Linked DNA regions of Mus musculus: region 1 is linked to region 2. A link is a loop called in an ENCODE intact Hi-C map of the cell type or tissue named here. Cell type or tissue: heart. All regions are shown on one strand. Each heading gives the region's core, and the rest is flanking DNA. Links, peaks and the distances in the headings are about the cores only. Region 1 has its middle 26 kb from the start of Slc25a4. Region 2 overlaps Cfap97 (cilia and flagella associated protein 97).

Region 1 (4,397 bases), core at 100-4,099, 51 kb after region 2:
GAGAAGTAGCTCTCAGCCTTTCAACAGTTGTGACACTTTAATATAGCTTCTCCTGTTGTGGCGACCCCTAATCATAAAATTATTTCCAGTGCTACTTCGTAGCTGTAATTTTGCTACTGTTATGAAACATAATGTCAATATTTTGGGAGATAGAAGTTTGCCAAAGGGGTTAAAACCCACAGGTTGAGAACTATTGCCTGAGGGACCCCTACCCAACAGTCTTAAGAAGACTTAGTAAGCATTCATTGCCCACTTCCGTGTCTGTACTAATATCTTTATGACTATCATGTGAAACCCTTGAATGTATGGACAGACCATAGCTGTCACCAACCCTACCAATGTCAGCAGATAGCAGCTGAAACCAAGGCAAAGATTTCCCCACTTCGATGTAAGCCGATGTGTTTGATATGAATTTGTTTTGTAACACTAACACCTCCTGACACCTTTTCCTTCTTCCTTTCTTTCTTTCTTTCTTTCTTTCTTTCTTTCTTTCTTTCTTTCTTTCTTTCTTTCTTTCTTTCTTCCTTCCTTCCTTCCTTCCTTTCTTTCTTTCTTTCTTTCTTTCTTTTGGTTGGCTTTTCGAGACAGGGTTTCTCTGTATAGCCCTGGCTATCCTGGAACTCACTTTGTAGACCAGGCTGGCCTCGAACTCAGAAATCCACCTGCCTCTGCCTCCTGAGTGCTGGGATTAACTAACACCATTTCTACATTGGAACAAGGTATTTGCAGATCCTTGAGTGGTATTGGCATTCCTGATCAGGGGAAATGAGATCCAGTCTCATGTAGCCCAGGCTGGCCTCAATCTCACTATGTAGCCAAAGATGACCTTGAACCTCTGGTCTTCCTTTCTCTGCTTTGGAATGCTTAGATTAGAAGGCGTGTATCACCACATCTAGTTTATATAAGGCTGAGTGTCCAGCCTAGGGCTTTGTGCACACTGGGTAAGCCCTCTACCAATGGACCCACATCCCAGCCCATGAGATTCTTAAGAAAAAAATAATGTAAAGACCCACATGTGATTTACGTGGGAAACTGGTACAGTAATGGTCCAGCTTACCCTCTCTCAGGCTGAAGGGTAATATTTCATTTTGGTCTTGAAACATGCATGCCTTGTACATTAAAAATGGAGTGTTTCGGTGTTTTTTGTTTGTTTGTTTTCTGGAGACCTTCAAGCTTGTAAACAGTTCAACGGGCATTAACTACTTGGATTTCCTGAGAAACTTCCAGAAAGGCAACAATGAAAGGATCAGGAACAAATCCTTCCCACACTCATGTCCTGCCCCTCTGGGTTGGCCACTGCCATTCTTATAGATTCCACAGTCCTACCAACATTCCCGGACAGGCTTTCAGACAGGCTGGACTCTTAAAATGCTCCATCTCTGGGCTGCTCTCCCTGGGGGCCCAATGTCAATGCATAGCAGGCAGCCTCGCCTCTGATGTCCAGGGGAAGCTGGCCTTTGGGACAGAAGGTGGCATAGAAATGGAACTGCCGTACGTTGTTAATGAAGTTAGTCTTATAATTAAAACCATTTTTGCAAGACCCAACCTGCTTTCCCGGGTGAAGGAGGTTACCCCAGTGCATGGAGGGTGCAGGGCACTGTCTTGGTGTGACTCACCTCCCCCTGAATAACTTCTGCAGCTCCTGAAGAGCCATGCCCTATTTTTAGCTTCAGCCTTCTGGAGCACTTGACCTTTTGCCTAGATAGGGGACCTTATAGTGGAGAGTAAACTTTAGCCTGCTCAGTCCATGCTACACAGGGACCTACATTAAAGTTAAATTGTGCTCTCTTTAGGACACTTGCAATGCAGAGGGGCTACTTAGAACAAAGTAAAATTGCTCATAGACACACACATGTGCATGGATACACACACACATGTTGGTAACATCACCTTCCATGCCGGAGTTATAACTTTTTTCTTTTGTATCTCTTCTGCCATCTACTGTATGAAGTTGGCATAAATGACATTTATGAAAATATTTTAAACCCCGGGCAAGTATCATTTTACTGAAATATTAATCCTGCTCATTTCAGAATAACAAAAAAACTTGCACATAATATTCAGAAATAAAGAGGGTGTGGGGAACTTTTGGGATAGCATTGGAAATGTAAATGAAATAAATGCCCAATAATAAAAAAATAAAAATAAATAAATAAAAAGAGCTCATGGACTTGAAAGAGAAGCAGGAGGAGTATATGGGAGGACGTTGAGGGAGGAAACAGAAGGGGAAATGATATAATTATGTTATAATCTCAAAAACTAATACAATTTTTCAATAAAAAATATTCAGAAATAAAGAAATACCATAAGTCATTAAAAATTATTACTAAGAAGTTTTTCTCTCCTTTTTAAAAATGAAATTGTTCTTTACTGTGTTTACTGTTGTTATAACTGAGTAGTTGAGGCTAGGCAATTTATGGCAAAGAATTTATTTCTTGCCATTCTAGAAGCTAAAATGTCCAAGCTTATCTGGTCAGAGCACAGAACATCTCATGGTGAGGGACTGTGAGGGCTGGTTAAGCCGTTATGACTAACAGGCACCGCTGTCTCGTCATAATGGATCATCCTTTCACTTGCTCACCCTTCAGCTGCTCTAGGAGAGGTTGGAATTCCAACGCTAGTGCTGCAGGACTGCAACTCTGTTGCTATTGACTTTTTGCGGTTATAGAGTTACTTTTGTGTACGAACACACCTGCCTTCCCAGATGCACAGGATGCAGGACTACATTCTAGTGACCCCCTTCCTTCTGACTAACCTTTGTGTTCCCTCAGTGTTAGTGATGAGAGTAGTCCACTCATGAAAGCAGAGCCCTATGGCTCATTCATTGTCCAAAGATCCTACCTCAACTGCCATTAGCATTTAGTGAAAAGACACGAGTCTAAAGCAATAAACCAGCACACCTGTGACCTTGCGTGTCTCTCTCTTGCTCTTGCTTCAACGGCTGTTTGCCTGTGTTCCTTGAGAATGCTCCCTTGAGTCAAATCTCTATACAGAAGCTGGGGAGGGAGGAGGTCTTCCTACTTTTAAATATGTATATTTACAGATTTATCTATTGCTTCATGTGTATGTGCTTGAGTGTGTATCTGTGCACCACATGTGTACAGGTACACAGAAGAGGGCATTGATTCTCTGGGACTGAAGTTACTGGCTGTGGTTAACCATCCTATGTGAGTGCTGGGAATGTATCCTTGATACTCTGTGAGAACAGCAAGTGCTCTTAACCACTGAGCCATCTGGCCAGCCCTTTGATGGGATCTAATTCATTCTGTCCTTATCATGGTTCAGGGCTGCCTTTTTGCCTTCTGGAAATGGTCAGGGTCAGTGACAAAGATGCTAGAGCCCTGTAGTCCCCATCTGTGGCCCTCAGCAGCACCTCAACTCTACTGTTCTCTTCTTCCACCTTAAAGACCATCCTTCGTACTGTCTGGAATTCTGCGTGTGGTCTTCCTAGTGTCTGGAGTTCTGCGTGTGGCAGCTGATACACTCTTTTCTTCTCTCTTTTTTTTTAAAGATTTATTTATTTACTTATTTATTTAATGTATATGGGTACGGGAAAGAAATACCCATGGAAGGAGTTACAGAGACAAAGTTTGGAGCTAAGACAAAAGGATGGACCATCCAGAGACTACCCCACCCGGGGATCCATCCCATAATCAGCCACCAAACCCAGACACTATTGTATATACCAGCAAGATTTTACTGAAAGGACTCTGATATAGCTGTCTCCTGTGAGGTTATACCAGTGCCTGGAAAATACAGAAATGGATGCTCACAGTCAGCTATAGGATGGAACACAGGGCCCCCAATGGAGGAGCTAGAGAAAGTACCCAAGGAGCTGAAGGGATCTGCAACCCTATAGGTGGAACAACAATATGAACTAACCAGTACCTCCCAGAACTTGTGTCTCTAGCTGCATATGTAGCAGAAGATGACCTAGTTGTCCATCATTTGGAAGAGAGGCCCCTTGGTATTGCAAACTTTATATGCCCCAGTACAGGGAAATACCAGGACCAACAAGTTGGAGTGGGTAGGGGAACAGGGTGGGGGGAGGGTATAGGGAACTTTCAGGATAGCATTTGAAATGTAAATAAAGAAAATATCTAATAAAAAAATTTTAAAAATGTATTTGAGTACACTGTTGTTGTCTTCAGACACACCAGAAGAGGGCATCAGATTCCATTAGAAATGTCCTCAAGCATTTCTGATGCCGGCAGCCTTGGCATCAGAACTTCGCCAAGGACACTCCTTGTGTGCGTCTGGCTCAGACTGCTTATCTTTTAGTTTCACATTCATGTACCCTTAAGCTCCACATCAGTTACTTTGTTTAACACTGTCTCCTACCTCCTGCATCTTAGTTTGGGTCCAAAGCAGCAAGCTAAAAGCTGTCTCTGTCCTCT
Region 2 (4,397 bases), core at 87-4,086:
ATCAAACCCAGGTCCTCTGCAAGAGCAGCAAGTGCTCTTCACTAGTAAGTGGACTCTCCAGCTTCTTGTATCAAAACTTTTTAAGTTGATTGAGATTCCCCTGTAAGTGTGTAACATTGTGATTATACCCTTTGCTGGTAGACACTCTAGGCAGTTGTAATAGATGGACACTGACGTTAAACTGTCTGTTCATGTCTCTGCTTCATTTCCCTTAAGTGTCGAAACTGGAATTGCTGGGCCACATGCTAGTAATTCTTTGTTTCATTTTTTTTGTTGTTGTTGTTGTCTTGTTTTGATATTGAGATATGGTCTCACTGTATAACCCAAGCTGGCCTTAAACTTCTATTTCTCTTGCTCTTCCTTTCCAGTGCAGGCACCAGGTGTGTGCTTAGCTTTTTAAAGAGCCTGGACTTAACAGATGGAAAATCTCAGCCCACTAGTGTCTGACTATGCATTATATTCATATGAATATTCATAGGTGAGGACTGTCAGCAGCTTCTTAAAGCTTTCACTATTCCTCCAGCAATGATCTTTTTGTTTGTTTCATTTTGTTTTTTTGAAATAAGGTTTCTCTGTGCCCTGGCTGTCCTGAAACTCACTCTGTAGACCAGACTGGCCTCAAACTCACAGGGATCCACCTGTCTCTGCTTCCCAGAGGGCTGGAATCAAAAGTAGGCACCACCACACATGGCTTCAAAAGTGAAGATTTAAAAGCAGTGGGAAACTGCCAATATTTTATTCTTCTTTGCTCCATATACATTGTAACTTACATATGTAAACAAGTATTTTTTCCAGTGTAACTTGTTACACATCAGAACATGGCTTTATTCAACTGACTGTATATGATATTGCTATATTTAATTTTGTTTGATTATTCATTGGTGCTGCAGGTCAAATCCAGGTCTTGGAAATGCTGTCATTGAACTATCAGAGCCACAGCCCACAAAGTCCTGGCATGTCAGCATGTAATCAGCCCATGTGATAAGATAGTTTGACTTTTCTTTTTGATGAGCTTAGAACTGGTGTATTTTTGTGCTATTATATATAGTTTTCATGTTTCCTAACTGGTTATTTGTTACTTGTTTTTATGTTTATTTTATATCCAAACCCTTCTTTATTTTTCTGTTTATTTAAACATTTTCTCTCTCTGTCTTACCGTGGATGTGAAGACATTGGATAACTTGAAGAGTCAGTTCTTTCTGTCCACTGTGTAGGCTCCAGGACCAAGCTCACCTCTTCCCAAACTTCAGAGAGCCATATTGGCTTTAAGTTTTCCTACAGTGTGAGCTAATACTCGGTTTAATCTGTTTTCTGGCTGATTGATTGTGGTTGTAATGAATGCTTGTACACACATGCATGTAGTTATATCTGTGGCTGGTATATGAACAAACAAGGTCCATTGTTTGTCATGATTATTAAAACACACGCACACACACACACACACACACACACACACACACATTAGCATACTGGACTCCAGGAGCTGCATGAATAAACTTAAAACAGTAAAGTACTATGCAGAAGTGTAGACTATAAAATGGAGCCCTAGAATTCAAAGCAAATTGTTACTATGTCCCACTAAATTTCAAGGTCTATCCTCTGTTTCAGTGGGCAGATATTAGCATTCTTCTCTTTAGATACTATATCCAAGTAAATCAAGGGAGTACAGAGGAGATGCTAAAGTGTTGTTGCTTGTTCAGTCTCCAGCAACAAGGAAAGGAGGGAGGGTAGAGAGAAATACAGTTTTGCCAGCAGAGGGCGTGCTTGCTTCATACTGACTGTTACCGCAAGACTGTTTCCAAAACAGGGTTTTAAGTCCTGAATCTTGAAATTCCTTGTGGATGGATGGATGGATGGATGGATGGATGGATGGATTGGTGGGTGGATTGGTGGGTGGATTTCTTTGCTAGCATTTAAACATGTTATGTTTCCTTTTTTTTCTCAGAGAGACAAAAATAGACATAGCAAGAGAGTTCTCAGAAGGATACTGGTGTGTTGTTTCATTTTAGCATCTAATGAGCTTATTTCACTTTTCGAATTATATGTCAGGTTTTCCCCTCAGGTAAAAGAGCAGGGGCTTGCTTTCAACAATGTTAGGGATGAAATAAGCCTCCCCCAAGTGGTCACAAGCAGTCTACAACTTCAGTTAAAATTTTTTTTTTTCATTTTGCTTTTTAAGGTGTCTCTGTCTCTCACGCTGTCCGTCTCTCACTAAGGTCTGTCTGTCTCCCGCTCCCTCTCCCCGCCCCTCCTCGCGTGGATAAGAGTTTTAAATCCAGAGAAGTAGATTTTTCTGCTTCTGAATTTCCTATTAACTTTTTTTTAAACTACAATGTTTCATAAAGTTTCAGATCTAAAAGCATCCAGTGAAGACTCTGAGTTTGCTGGATGGCCAGAACCTTCCACTGAGGTCTTGAATAACTTATAGTTCACTTAGTGTTATTTTCCTCTTTCTGCGGTTACCATCCTTCTGTGGCAGACAGAGAGCTGACTGCGGCTCAGTAGGACTCCAGCTGGGAAAATGTGAGATGCCCTTGCCTCTACTTTCCCGACTTTTGGATACTTGTTACTTTTTTTTTTTCACAAAGATGAATAACAGTGGTTCTAGACTTAATCTACAAGACATTTATAAGATGCCAAAGAGAAAGGTGGTAGGGGAGTCTTAGCATTGTTTTAAATCTAGGCTGTTCTGGGCCCCAGAGGTGGCCCACACCTGTCATCCCAGCACCTGGGAGGTAGAGGTAGGAGGATCAGGTGTTCATGGCTTCCCTAGGCTACGCTGCAAGTGCAGGCAAAGCCTGGACTACATGGGACCCTGTCACAGAACAAATGGCAGGAGAAAATGGTAGCATTGAAAGCAACACACCTTCAACAATCAAATCTATGCTCTTACCTTACATTTCTACAGAACGTTTTCAACTTGGCTGTTTTTCTCATTGTCAAGGAACTTCCAAATGTCATTTTTAAAATCTTTTGGGATATTAAAATAGTATCTTTATAAGCCTTTTTGGTTTGTTTCTATGTACAGAATTACAAAGAACTACCCCTTATTTTTAATATTTTCTGGGTTTTTTTGTTTTTGTTTTTTGGGGGTGTTTGTTTGTTTGTTTGTTTGTTTTCGAGACAGGGTTTCTCTGTGTAGCCCTGGCTGTCCCGGAACTCACTCTGTAGACCAGGCTGGCCTCAAACTCAGAAATCCACCTGCCTCTGCCTCCAAAGGGCTGGGATTAAAGGCGTGTGCCACCACCACCCGGCTTATTTTCTGTGTACCATGTAAGACTATTTTTTTCATAATTGGTAACAAAATGCAAATTCCTATCAATATTTTAGAACATTATGAAACCGAAACAAAATATTACTTTGGGCAGATTCTGTGTGTACATATCTCAAGACCCAGACATATAGTTCTGTAAATGGCTCAATGACATTTAAACTCGTAACATTAAGTGTGGACAATGAACCCTTTTCTCAACCGTACCTATTTTTTATTAGATATTTTCTTTATTTACATTTTAGATGTTATCCCCTTTCCTAGTTTCCCCTCCCACTGCTCCCCAACCCCCCTCCCACTTCCTGGCCCTGGCGTTCCCCTATACTGGGGCATAGAACCTTCACGGGACCAAGGACCTCTCCTCCTATTGATGGCCAACTAGCCATCCTCTGCTACATATGCAGCTAGAGTCATGAGTCCCACCATGTGTTTTCTTTGATTGGTGGTTTATTCTAAGGGAGCTCTGAGGGTACTGGTTAGTTAGTATTGTTCCTCCTATGGGGCTACAAAACCCTTCAGCTCCTTGGGTACTTTCTCTAGTTCCTTCATTGGGGACCCTGTGTCTGCATCCAATGGATGGCTGCTAACATCCACTTCCGTATTAGTCAGGTACTGGCAGAGCCTCTCAGGAGACAGCTATATCAGGCTCCTGTCATCAAGCACTTCTTGGCATCTGCCTAGTGTCTGGGTTGGTGGTTGTTTATGGGCTGGATCCCCAGGTGGGGCAGTCTCTGGATGGTCCTTCCTTCAGTCTCTGCTCTGAACTGTGTCTCTGTAACTCCTTCCCTGGGAATGTTGGCAACCGTACCTATTTCTTAGACTTTATCACGTGTTGCTGTAGTGCTCACTCAGTTCAGTCACTGCCTTACCCATTCCTTCAGAAATGAGAATCAGACAATGAATTTGTTCCCTCCCCTCCAGATGGACTAACATCCCTGTGCTCCCAGCTCTCAGGATTCATGCTCAAGGCCAGCGTGAGGCCAGCTGACCTACGGAGGGACAGCCTATCTCAAAAATCCAAACAGAAATCAGTGACAAGGAATTGAAACCATGGGACTGTCAGAATATTTAAAAACGCAAGCTGAGCTCTGAAGGGAAAGTATAACCTGAGCTGTTGGTATATCTA

Evidence for each region. A loop is a pair of places that touch in the nucleus more often than their neighbours do. Peaks named below come from ENCODE experiments on the same cell type or tissue, not always from the same donor. Only the 100,000 strongest peaks of a DNase experiment are listed, where the experiment ranks them.
Region 1: it touches region 2 in a loop (7-fold over the local background); 18 of 42 quality-filtered maps call a loop at or near these places.

The regions. Positions count from the first base shown.
Region 1 is chr8:46,235,229-46,239,625 of GRCm38, forward strand. No RefSeq gene overlaps it. Among named protein-coding and RNA genes, the nearest start is that of Slc25a4, 26 kb to the left of the region's middle. In heart, for the core only: a CTCF peak has its summit at 1,928 (motif pointing left); a DNase peak (open chromatin) is centred at 1,513; H3K4me3 peaks cover 616 bases; H3K27ac peaks cover 1,305 bases.
Region 2 is chr8:46,183,808-46,188,204 of GRCm38, forward strand. The region is part of intron 3 of Cfap97 (cilia and flagella associated protein 97); the gene reads left to right. Among named protein-coding and RNA genes, the nearest start is that of Cfap97, 22 kb to the left of the region's middle. In heart, for the core only: a CTCF peak has its summit at 1,741 (motif pointing right); no DNase peak of the experiment used is centred there.